2 separate regions of the Homo sapiens genome follow, and region 1 is linked to region 2. Evidence: chromatin contacts called from ENCODE Hi-C or POLR2A ChIA-PET data. All regions are on one chromosome and are shown on one strand. Each heading gives the region's core, a stretch centred on a gene start or an enhancer-like site at or near the end of the contact. The rest is flanking DNA. Distances are from core to core; before and after follow the strand shown.

Evidence for each region. Hi-C counts contacts between places; a loop is a spot of excess contacts on that map. ChIA-PET counts read pairs that join two places held with the same protein, here RNA polymerase II (POLR2A). Pooled maps may share reads with other maps.
Region 1: a loop to region 2 is called in a map with no recorded cell type, with 5 times the contacts of the local background. The contact joins two enhancer-like sites. A Hi-C loop is called at or near these places in 1 of 37 single-sample maps with no recorded cell type and 1 of 50 pooled maps. POLR2A ChIA-PET finds 5 or more read pairs at or near these places in 1 of 52 experiments (PC-3).

Annotation. Positions count from the first base shown.
Region 1 is chr3:23,721,612-23,727,026 of GRCh38, forward strand. No RefSeq gene overlaps it. Among named protein-coding and RNA genes, the nearest start is that of UBE2E1, 82 kb to the right of the region's middle. Within about 2 kb of position 2,525, at least 2 of the 41 ENCODE cell types and tissues checked have a DNase peak (open chromatin) inside an H3K27ac peak, as active enhancers do.
Region 2 is chr3:20,051,584-20,057,402 of GRCh38, forward strand. The region is part of intron 1 of KAT2B (lysine acetyltransferase 2B); the gene reads left to right. Among named protein-coding and RNA genes, the nearest start is that of KAT2B, 14 kb to the left of the region's middle. RefSeq lists an enhancer at 3,375-3,614. Within about 2 kb of position 3,193, at least 18 of the 41 ENCODE cell types and tissues checked have a DNase peak (open chromatin) inside an H3K27ac peak, as active enhancers do.

The DNA of each region.
Region 1 (5,415 bases), core at 1,275-3,774, 3.7 Mb after region 2:
CTCACTGCAACGGCCATCTCCCGGGCTCAAGCAATTCTTCTGCCTCAGCCTCCTGAGTAGCTGGGATTACAGGCATGTGCCACCACGCCCGGCTAATTTTTGTATTTTTAGTAGACACGGGGTTTCACCATGTTGGCCAGGCTGGTCTCAAACTCCTGACCTCAGGTAATCCACCCATCTCGGCCACACAAAGTACTGGGATTACAGGCATGAGCCACCGCACCCAGCCTGTTCCTTTCTTTAAGATAACCCTCATTCTTCAAATGGAAGGACTTCACATCTGACTAGGGATTTGTACATTGGCCCATTAAATTAAAGGGTGAGGGCCAGGCGCAGTGGCTCACATCTGTAATCCCAGCACTTTGGTAGGCCAAGGCAGGCAGATCACCTGAGCTCAGGAGTTTTAGACTATTCTGGTCAACATGGTGAAACCCTGTCTCTACAAAAAAAAAAAAAACACACACAAAAATTAGTTGGGCATCGTGCCAGCTACTTGAGAGGCTGAGGTGGGAGAATCACTTGAGCCTAGGAGGCTGCAGGTTGCAGTGAGCTGAGATCACGCCATTGTACTCCAGCCTGGGAGACAGAATGAGACCCTGCCTCAAAAAAAAAAAAAAAAAAAATTAAAGGGTGAGGTGCTGGGGAAGTCTGCAGCATTGTTTTCCAATTGTTAATATGTTCCATTAATTTTCCCAAGGTGTTCAAAATGAGTTTCTAGATGCTATGCCTACATGCAGTGTACAAATTACAGTGTTTAGGGGAATGTTGACATTTGTTATACTAGTTGTGTGACACTTCTCAGTGAGTAAACTCATCTAATCATTTGTAAATCTCAGAACTGTTGACTTCTGTATTCAGAAACAATTTATTTATTAACTCTGAAAAATGTTCAGTTGTTTTCAGAGAAGAGTTCAGTCTTATATGTAATTATTCTGGAGAAGAGCAACATTTCTTTAAAATGTTTGATACAAGGCCGGGCGCAGTGGCTCACGCCTGTAATCCCAGCACTTTGGGAGGCCGAGGTGGGTGGATCACGAGGTCAGGAGATCGAGACCATCCTGGCTAGCACGGTGAAACCCCTTCTCTACTAAAAATACAAAAAATTAGCCGGGAGCGGTGGCGGGCGCCTGTAGTCCCAGCTACTCGGGAGGCTGAGGCGGGAGAATGCCGTGAACCCGGGAGGCGGAGCTTGCAGTGAGCGGAGATCGCGCCACTGCACTCCAGCCTGGGTGACAGAGAGAGACTCCGTCTCAAAAAAAAAAAAAAAAAAAAAAAAAAAAAAAAAAAAATGTTTGATACAAATATCAAATGATTCTCCAAATATATGTTGGAGAATATAATTTCCCTTTGAAAATGTTTTCTGAAGACTGGAAAATTAACTTGCATAATGTCTCCATCCAACAAGTCATTAATTTACAGCCTTCCAAACACGTTTGTCTGAATCTTAAAAGTAACTGGTTAACTTTCATTTTTCCTCTCATAACTGTGACAAAATCCCTACTCGTGGCTACCAATGGCTGGAGGATGCACTTCATACATTTCTCAGAGTCTACATGTATTTAGATCTACACAGAAAAATTGAAAGATCCCAAATTTTATTTCCGTGTAATACCACAAAGCTTCTTTTGGGTGAAACAGTGCTTTTTCTGGTGGTCCTCTTGTAAGTGCAAATTTGCCTGAGAGACTGTGTAAGCAGATTGCTGTCCTACCAGTTTGCTTTCCTTAGCAATGTCCAGGATGACAGATGGACAGGGCCTCGCTGCTTCATGGATTATTGTCAGTGAACAAAGGAGAAAAGGCAAACTTTGGCTTATGAATCAACTGGCTGCATGAAACAGGAAAACCTAAGAATTACCAAAAATAATAGTAGCCTCTTTCTTCCTTCTCTAAAGAAAGTTTCGAGGCAGGCATGCCGGGAGCGGTGGCTCAAGCCTGTAATCCCAGCACTTTGGGAGGCCAAGGTGGGCGGATCACCTGAGGTCGGGAGTTCGAGACCAACCTGACCAACATGGGGAAACCCTTTCTCTACTAAAAATACAAAAATTAGCTGAGTGTGGTGGCATGTGCCTGTAATCCCAGCTACTCGGGAGGTTGAGGCAGGAGAATCGCTTGAACCCGGGAGGTGGAGGTTGTGGTAAGCCAAGATCGCACCACTGCACTCCAGCCTAGGCAACAAGAGCGAGACTCTGTCTCAAAAAAAAGAAAAAGAAAGTAAGTTTGGAGGCAGGCATCCAGGGTTGGTGGGACCTAGGTTTCATCAGTCTTTCTGCTGCTGCATTCTAGCATATGGCTTCCATCCTTCAGATTGCTTCATGGTCCAAAATGGGCTTCTGGAGTTATAAGCCAGAAAAAGAAGGAAAGTAAAGAAAAAGAGAGGCCTTCCATGCTAAGTTAGCTCTCTTTAGACTGCCTTCCTGAAAGGCCCACTGAATTCAGCTTTCTGGGCCACAAGTCACATGGTCATATCTAGCAGCAAGGGAGGCTGGGAGATTAATATTTTATTTTTGGTCACAATGTGGCTAGCAAGTAAAGAGGAAGTAAGGAGAAGTAGAGAAGTGATACTGGAAGTAGCCACTAACCATCTCTGCATCTGGCAAGACATGAAGGCAGGACTAGCCTTGGAACAATGTCTGGGGCTCAAGTTTTTCTAGGCCCTTAAGAGAATGCTTGCTCCAACTAGGCTTTTCTGCTCTGTTTAGGCTTTTTCTGGGTAGAGGGCAATCCTAAGGACTGGAATAGCCTAGTTCTCACAACTGTGTTTATTTGTCCAGAAGCCTCAGGCCCAAAATCAATAAAAATGCACAAGGATCCACTGAGCACACTTCATATGGGCTGCACTGATGTAGACATAACAGTGGAGCCAGGGTGATGGGAAGCTCTTTCCTGAGTGGCTTTCAAGCTAAGAGGGTAGCTTAGAACCATGTTTCTCAAACTACTTTCTTCCAGTTTATAGCAGACCACTATGTGTTCCTACTGTGATAACCATAGGAGTTCAGCAATACCCAGCCTCGTCTATTTCTTGTTCAAAAAGATGAGTCCTCTAATCATACACTTGGGTGTCACAATGTCAACTTGCTATATATATTTTATATATATATATATATATATATATGTTCTATATGCCTGTTCTCAGTTTCTCGGGGGAAAGGATCAACCTCATCCATTTGGGCGGCTATAACAAAAATACTATAAACTGAGTGGCTTATAAACAATATTTATTGCTTACAGTTCTGGAGGCTGGGAGTCCAAGATCAAGGCACTGGCAGATTCGGGTGTCTTGTTCATAGATGGCGCCTTCTTGCTGCGTCCTCATGGGGAAGAAGGGGGTCTCACTCTGTTGAGGGCACTACTCCCATCATAAGGACTCTGCCTGTGGGATCTAATCATCTCTTAAAGGCCCCACTTTCTAATATTACTGCACTGGGGGATAGGTTTCAACATACGCATTTTTCAGGGGGGGACATTCAGACCACAGCTCCCATTGAAACAAACTCCTCAAACTTTTCTAACTTTTCACTTGTGGTTTCAAATGACGTTCGAGACCTGTGGGTGTCAGGTGGAGCCTGAAGTCAATTTGTTATACAGACATGTTTTCATTATAATGATATTGGTGGGAAGACACTGTGCATCAGTTGATGATAAGAAAAAATCACATTTTAAAAAAAAGTTTAATTGAGTTATAATTTACATATACTAAAATGCATAGCTTTTGAATGTATATTTTGATGGCTTTTGATATATATGCTTGAGTAATCATCTCCTTAATCAAGACAGGTAAGCAAGGACCAGGCTGGGGGCTCATGCCTGTTACCCAACACTTTGAAGGGCAGAGGCAGGAAGATTGCTTGAGGCCAGGCCTTGAAGACAAGCCTGGGCAACATAGTGAGACCCTGTCTCTACAAAAACATTTAAAAATTAGCCTGCTGGTGGTGTTCATCTTTAGTTTTAGCTGCTCTGAAGGTTGAGGTGGGAGGATCACTTGAGCCCAAGAGCTTGAGGTTACAATGAACTTGATTGTGACACTGCACTCCAGCTTGGGCAACAGAGCAGGACCCTGTCTCTAAAAAAAGAAAGAAAAAGGCCAGGTATGGTGGCTCACACCTGTTATCCCAGCATTTTGGGAGGCCGAGGTGGGCAAATCACGAGGTTACGAGTTCAAAACCAGCCTGGTCAACATGGCGAAACCCCATTTCTACTAAAAATACAAAAATTAGCCAGGTGTGGTGGTGCACACCTGTTATCCCAGATACTTGGGAGGTTGAGGCAGGAGAATTGCTTGAACCTGGGAGGCGGAGGTTTCAGTGAGCCGAGATCACGCCACTGCACTCCAACCTGGGCAACAGAGCAAGACTCCTTCTCGAAAAAAAGTTTTAAAAAGAAATAAAGAGAGAGAGAGGAGGGAGGGAGGGGAGGGAGAGAGGGAGGGAGAGAAAGAGAGAGAGGAAGGAAGGAAAGGAAGGGAAGGGAAAGGGAAAGGGAAAGGAAAGAGAAGGAAAGGAAAGACCCGGCCAGGCACGGTGGCTCACGCCTGTAATCCCAGCACTCTGGGGGGCTGAGGTGGGTGAATCACGAGGTCAGGAGTTCACAACCAGCCTGACCAACATGGTGAAACCCCATCTCTACTAAAAATACAAAAATTAGTTGGGCATGGTGGTGCATGCCCGTAATCCCAGCTACTCAGAAGGCTGAGGCAGGAGAATTGCTTGAACCCGGGAGGCAGAGCTTGCAGTGAGCTGAGATTGCAGCACTGCACTCCAGCCTGGGTGACAGAGCAAGACTCTGTCAAAGAAACAAAAGAAAAGAAGAGAAAGGAAGACAGAAAGAAAGAAAGGAAGGAAGGAAGGAAGGAAGGAAGGAAGGAAGGAAGGAAGGAAGGAAGAAAGAAAGAAAGAAAGAAAGAAAGAAAGAAAGAAAGAAAAAAGAAAGAAAAGAAGGAGGAAGGGAGGGAGGAAAGAAGGAAGGAAGGAAAGAAGGAAGGAAGATATGGAAGCAGAATGGTGGCCATGATAGCCAGAATCTGCTAAGGAGTATGTAATAGATCACTTGCCAAAAAGAGATAGGGAATACTCCATCACCCCAGAAAGCACCTTGATGTCCCTCTTTAGGCATCTCTCCTGAACTTGTGTGTCTGCTCCTGAGGCAGCCAGAGGTACCCACTGTTCTCAATTCTGTCGCCATGGCTTGCTCAGGTTTTTTCCAGAACTTCTAGAACTTCCCTAGAATTTCATATAAGTAAAATTGCAGTTTGCAATCAACAAACTCTTTTTTTCTTTCTTTTAAAAGATGGGGGTGTCACTATGTTGTCCAAACTGGACTTGAACTCCTAGCTCAGGGGATCCGCCCTCCTGAGTACCTGAGACTACAGGTATGCACCACCACACCCAGCCTCACCAAACTCCTTTGGTTCCGGTTTCT
Region 2 (5,819 bases), core at 1,943-4,442:
TGGGCCTAGTTGATAGAGATGTTGGAAAGAGAACATTCAGTCCTGTGTTCTCTAGAACTACTTGCTGAGGCCATTAAATGCCACCCTCTCCCCAGGAATGACAGTGAGAAGCAAAGATTACTCTACAGCTCCACAAAGATTTTTCATAACAACTGTCCCTGAAAAGTAGTATTGAATATATGATGAGCTCGTTATTTAATGGCTGATTCATTTGAACCATCCACTTATAAATTAGTCTTTTCCGTAATTGGTATATTTAACAAAATGGGAATTTACTTAAAGATTGTGTGTTTGCACACATGGGGTGTTATATCTATTGCCATTTATTTATTCATTTAACATTAAATTCCATGGGCTGCTTTGGAAGATTTCTGCTCAGGTACCTCCTGTTCAAACTTCTTAAGATAATTTATCACCTAGTTATAATTGAAATGGAATCAAGTCTTTTATAATTTTGAATCACATTCATCTCTAGCATCTAATTGTGCATGTGGTTACCTGCTGCTTTGCACACTTTTCTCTGCCATGTATCTCTGTATCTTGTTCTCAAAGCCTCATTCCAGTCTGTTCTTAAATGCCAGCTTCTCAGAGAAGCCTTCCTGACTCTCCGGTCTAAAGTAGCAGCACCCCATCTATCACTCTATAATCTTATCTTGTTTTGTTTTCCTTTACTGCACTTCTTAATATTTGGAAATTATGTTTTAAAAAATGATTTCCTATCTGTTTTCCTTATGACAATAGAAGCTCCATGAAGCGGAGATTTGGGTTCATGGAGCCCATAAGGCCTCAGCCCATAGGAGAAACAGACAAGTTGTACTGGGGATTAAATTCCATTAAATTTTCCATTAAATTCATATCTCGGGTGGATCATACCTTGCACATAGTAGGCACTTGATAAATATTTGTTGAATAAATTGGTAATTTGATATTCACAGGCTTTGTGAGATTGGTGGAAAGGAAACTGTATTGTAAAGATGGCCAGGCATGGTGGCTCATGCCTGTAATCCCAGCACTTTAGGAGGCTGAGTTGGTGATCCAGCCTAGGCTACGGAGAGAGACCCCATCTCTTAAAAAAAAGAAAAAAAAAAAAGAGAGAAAAAGAGGCCGGGCACGGTGGCTCATGCCTGTAATCCCAGCACTTTAGGAGGCTGAGGTGGTCACATCACCTGAGGTCGGGAGTTTGAGACCAGGCTGGCCAACATGGTGAAACCCCATGTCTACTAAAAAAACAAAAAGACGAAAATTAGCCAGGTGTGGTGGCAGGTGCCTGTAATCCCAGCTATTCGGGAGGCTGAGGCAGGAGAATCACTTGAACCCAGGAGGCGGAGGTTGCGGTGAGCTGAGATTGCGCCACTGCACTCCAGCCTGGGCGACAAGAGCTAGACTCCGTCTTCAAAAAAGAAAGATGAGGAAACTAAGGTGCAGGGAGGTTTAGTAGCTAGCTTTGTGGTCTGCAGCAGGGCAGCCTCCAGCTGGAGCTGGAACAACACTTACTCATAGTTAAGTGTGTTTCCCCTTGGTTCATGGCAGACTTGATGACAAGCAACAGTTATCTTATGGCCTGAACGTCTCCTACAAATCAAGCAAAGAGGAATCACCTATATTTTAATCCTCTCCAACCACTGTTTCCTCTTCTGCAAGTTACAATTAAATTCTTAAGGCCAGGAATGTGGCTCACGCCTGTAATCCCAGGTGTGGGATCCTACTTTTGGGTGGCCAAGGTGGGCAGATTGCTTGAGCTCAAGGGTTTGAGACCAGCCTGGGCAACATAATGAGACCCCATCTCTATAAAAATACAAAAATTAGCTGGGCATGGTGGCACATGTCTGTAGTCCTAGCTACTCAGGAGGCTGAAGCAGGAGGATCACTTGAGTCCAGGAGGTCGAGGCTGTGGTGAGCCGTGAGTGTGCTGCTGCACTGTAGTTTGGGTGACAGAGTGAGACCCTGTCTCAAAAAACAAGACAAAACAAAAAAACTCAGGAAGGTATATGAGTGTTATGAGATCAGTGAGTTAAAAGCTACAAAGTGAGACAAAGTTTTAGCATATATTCTAGAAGTCTGTATTATATTAGTAAACTTAAAAATCAATTGTATATGAAGGCATTCTTTAAACTACTATTTATATTTTTTGTTACTTTGTGGCCCACTTTAAAGTCTACAATAGACTTTCTTTAATTGTTCCTTTACCATTTAGGCTTATTTTTTATTTATTTTTATTTTATTTTATTTTTTTGAGATGGAGTCTCACTCTGTAGCCCAGGCTGGAGTGCAGTGGCATGATCTCAGCTCACCGCGACTTCCATCTCCAGGTTCAAGTGATTCTCCTGCCTCAGTCTCCCAAGTAGCTGAGATTACAGGCATGTACCACCACACCGAGCTAATTTTTGTATTTTTAGTAGAGATGGGGTCTCGCCATGTTGGCAAGGCTGGTCTCAAACTCCTGACCTCAAGTGATCCATCCTCCTCGGCCTCCCAAAGTGCTGGGATTACAGGCATGAGCCATTGTGTCCGGCTTTAGACTTATTTTTTTTTGTTTTTGTTTTTTGTTTTTTTGTTTTTTTTTTGAGACGGTGTCTCGCTCTGTCACCTAGGCTGCAGTGCAGTGGCGCGATCTTGGCTCACTGCAATCTCCGCCTCCTGGGTTCAAGCAATTCTCTGCCTCAGCCTCCTGAGTAGCTGGGATTACAGGGGTCTGCCACCATACGCAGCTAATTTTTGTATCTTTAGTAGAGACGGGGTTTTACCATCTTGGCCAGGCTGGTCTTGAATTCCTGACCTCGTGATCCACCCTCATCGGCCTTCCAAAGTGCTGGGATTGATTACAGATGTGAAGGAGATGGATGCATTTATTTTGGAAAAAAGTGTGAATAATGTCTCTAATGGTCCACTTGGAACAATACATCACCTAATATCAGGAGGAGGTTTAGGGTAATCTTGTCAGTAACCTCAGGGCAAGTTGTATGGGGTTGCTTCCATTAAATTCCATGCCATCCTAATCAGTCCCCATGCGTTGTGTACTCTTGGCTTGTGCAGCTTTTTGCGAGGTTTGTGTGGTATGCAGGAGGTTCCAGAAGTACAAGGATGAGACCTGAGTAATATCATAGTGATTGATGGTGGCAGTGCCAATTTGCATCAGCTCTGACAAGCTGGTGTTGAAACTAGATGGCAGAATGCCAAAGATGCCAAGGTCAGCATACTTTGAAATAATGAAGTGAGTCATGTAACCCAGGATTGGCACATACTCACAGGACTACCTGACTCATCCCACCTCGAAAGGAACACATCTGTGAGCACCGGTTAGGGGCCTGTGGCCACTTCTCTGCTACATGTGCAAAAGGAAGCAAAAGCCACAAGGAGCCCTTTTCTTGTTGAGGAGACAGATATTAAGTGAAAGAAAAATTAAAATGAATAATCAAGCATGAAGTCAATGCAGAGAGAAACCATTGTGAGCCAGGGGGAGGTGAAAGGGTGGGAGAGAGACCCAGCCCAGATAGAGGGAACAGAGTAAAACCAAGCAGAGAAGCAAAACTGTTGTGAGCCAGACGTGAGAGTAGTTTAGAACATGGACCTGGGCACCAGACTGCCTGGGTTTGAACCCTGATGTGTGACTATGGGGAGGTTACTTATGCTTTACAAGCCTCAGATTTCGCAGCTGTAATGTGGAGACAGTGATATATGTCAACTTTTTCCGTTTACTCAACAAATTGTTATTTAATGTGCCAGGTGTTGATTTAGATGCTGGTGATACAGTGACAGATGGGTCCTTATTCTTGCAGAGCTTGCTTTCTGGTAGCAGAAGCAGACAATAAGCCAGAAAATAACAGAAAGTGGTAAGTGCCTCGCAGAGAATGAAAACAGAGAATTAAATGAGAATGCCTGGGGAATTCCTCTAGATACATGCCCAGGAAATCCTTCTGCAGAAGGGACACGGACCGAGGCCTGCATGATAAGAAGTGAGGAAGAGGGTGCCGTGCAAAGACTCTGGGGCCAGAAGTGGCTTGTCGTGTGTGAGGCCTGTCAGGAGACCTGTGTGGCTAGATGGAGGTGGGTGGGGTGGGGGGTATGAGTGTAGGAGATTAGGTGGAAGGGATAAATGGGGGCCAGATTGCCAACATATAATTTTTACACAGTGATGTCAAGATCTTTAGTTCTGATACGTTTCAACAAATACGTATCAAGACAGAACTTTTCCATCCCCCTAGAAAATTTCTGCCTGCTCCTTGCCATTCAAGTCTCTCTCCCTTGGAAGCAAGCACTGATCTGATTTGTGTCACTTTAAGTTAATTTAGCTATTTTTCATATAAATGTTACCACATAGTACATACTGTTCTTTCACTCAGTATATTTTTGAGATTAATCCGTGGTGTTGGATGCATTGGTAGTTAATTTCTATTTATTGCTGAGGAGTATTCTGCTGTATGGACGTACTAGTTTGTTTATCTGTTGACTTGTTATGGACATCTGGGCTGTTTCCAGTGAATTCAAATTAGATTTCCGGTTTGAAGTGACCCCTCTGGCTGCTCTGAGAAGAATAAAGTATATGAGAGAAACAGTAGATAAAGAGGGCCAGTTGGAAGTTATTATAGTCTAGGTATGAGTAGATGGTGTCTTGGGCTAGGGTAGCAGGAATGGAGGGGTGAGAATTAGTTTGGGCTATATTGTAAGGGTAGAGGCAACAGGACTTAATTTGTTACAAGGGAGGTGGTGATGAAAAGACAGAAATGAAGGATAATGTCCAGGTTTTTGGCCTGAGCAACTGAATGGATGGTAGTTCCATTTACCAAGATAGAGAATACCATAGGAGAAGCAGGTTTGGGTAAGAATAAAGAGTTCTTTGTTGGAGGTGATACATTAGATATGTCTGTTAATAGACAAATGCTATTTTGAGGATAAAATGAAATAATGTATTTAGTAACTTGGTATAGAATCTGGGACATTCTGAATGCCTCATAGATGTCAGTTACTGTTACAATTAAAACAATGCTAAATAATAATTATTGTTTTTAATAAAGAGGCTAACCAACTTGGAGGAAAAGAGAAATATGGTCAAAGAGAAACTGGGACATAGGGTCTGCTAGGTTAGGAAGAAATGAGTTGATAGAAGGTCTTGAATTTCAGGTAGAAAATTTTGGACTGAATCCATTTGATAATAGTGTCCTTGCCTTTTAAGAAGGAGGAGGCACAAGGTATTTTAGAATGCCACAGAGGAGTTCTAGGTTTTGATGTTGGCTTCTTGTTCTTTGCCAGCTGAGTGAACTCAGGCAAGCCACACCCCTTCTCTAAGCATTGAATTACTTGTCCTACAGGGTTGTTGGGAGGGGAACATAACATGATTTGGACTGCAATTGCCTTGGAAAGTAGTAAACACAAATGCTTGACGTTCTTAAGTGGCATTTTAGAGTACAGTGATGTGAGCTGGTATTAGGAGGAAGGTTGGGAGTGGGAATGTATTGGAAGAGGGGAGGAAGTATTTCTTCTAGTTGGCTGATAAGGGCCTGAACTGGGGCCCTGGCAATGAGAATGGAGAAGGTATAGATCTGACAGAGTTTGAAAGAAGAATCAGGTGGCCTGGATGAGGGCATTGAGTGCAGATTAACCTTAGGAGCTGGGAGAAGGACAGTGCCAACAAAGGGAATAGGGTAGTTGAAAAGGGAGTATTGGGATGGAGGGCAAGCCTTTTTGTAAAACTGACTGGGCAGAAATGCTGGATGTAAGCAGTTAGAAATGAGGGCTGGAAGTTCTGCTTTACAGGTTGGGCTGGTTATGTGGATGTGAGAGTCATCATCTCAGATAATGACTGATACCATGAGAACGTGAGC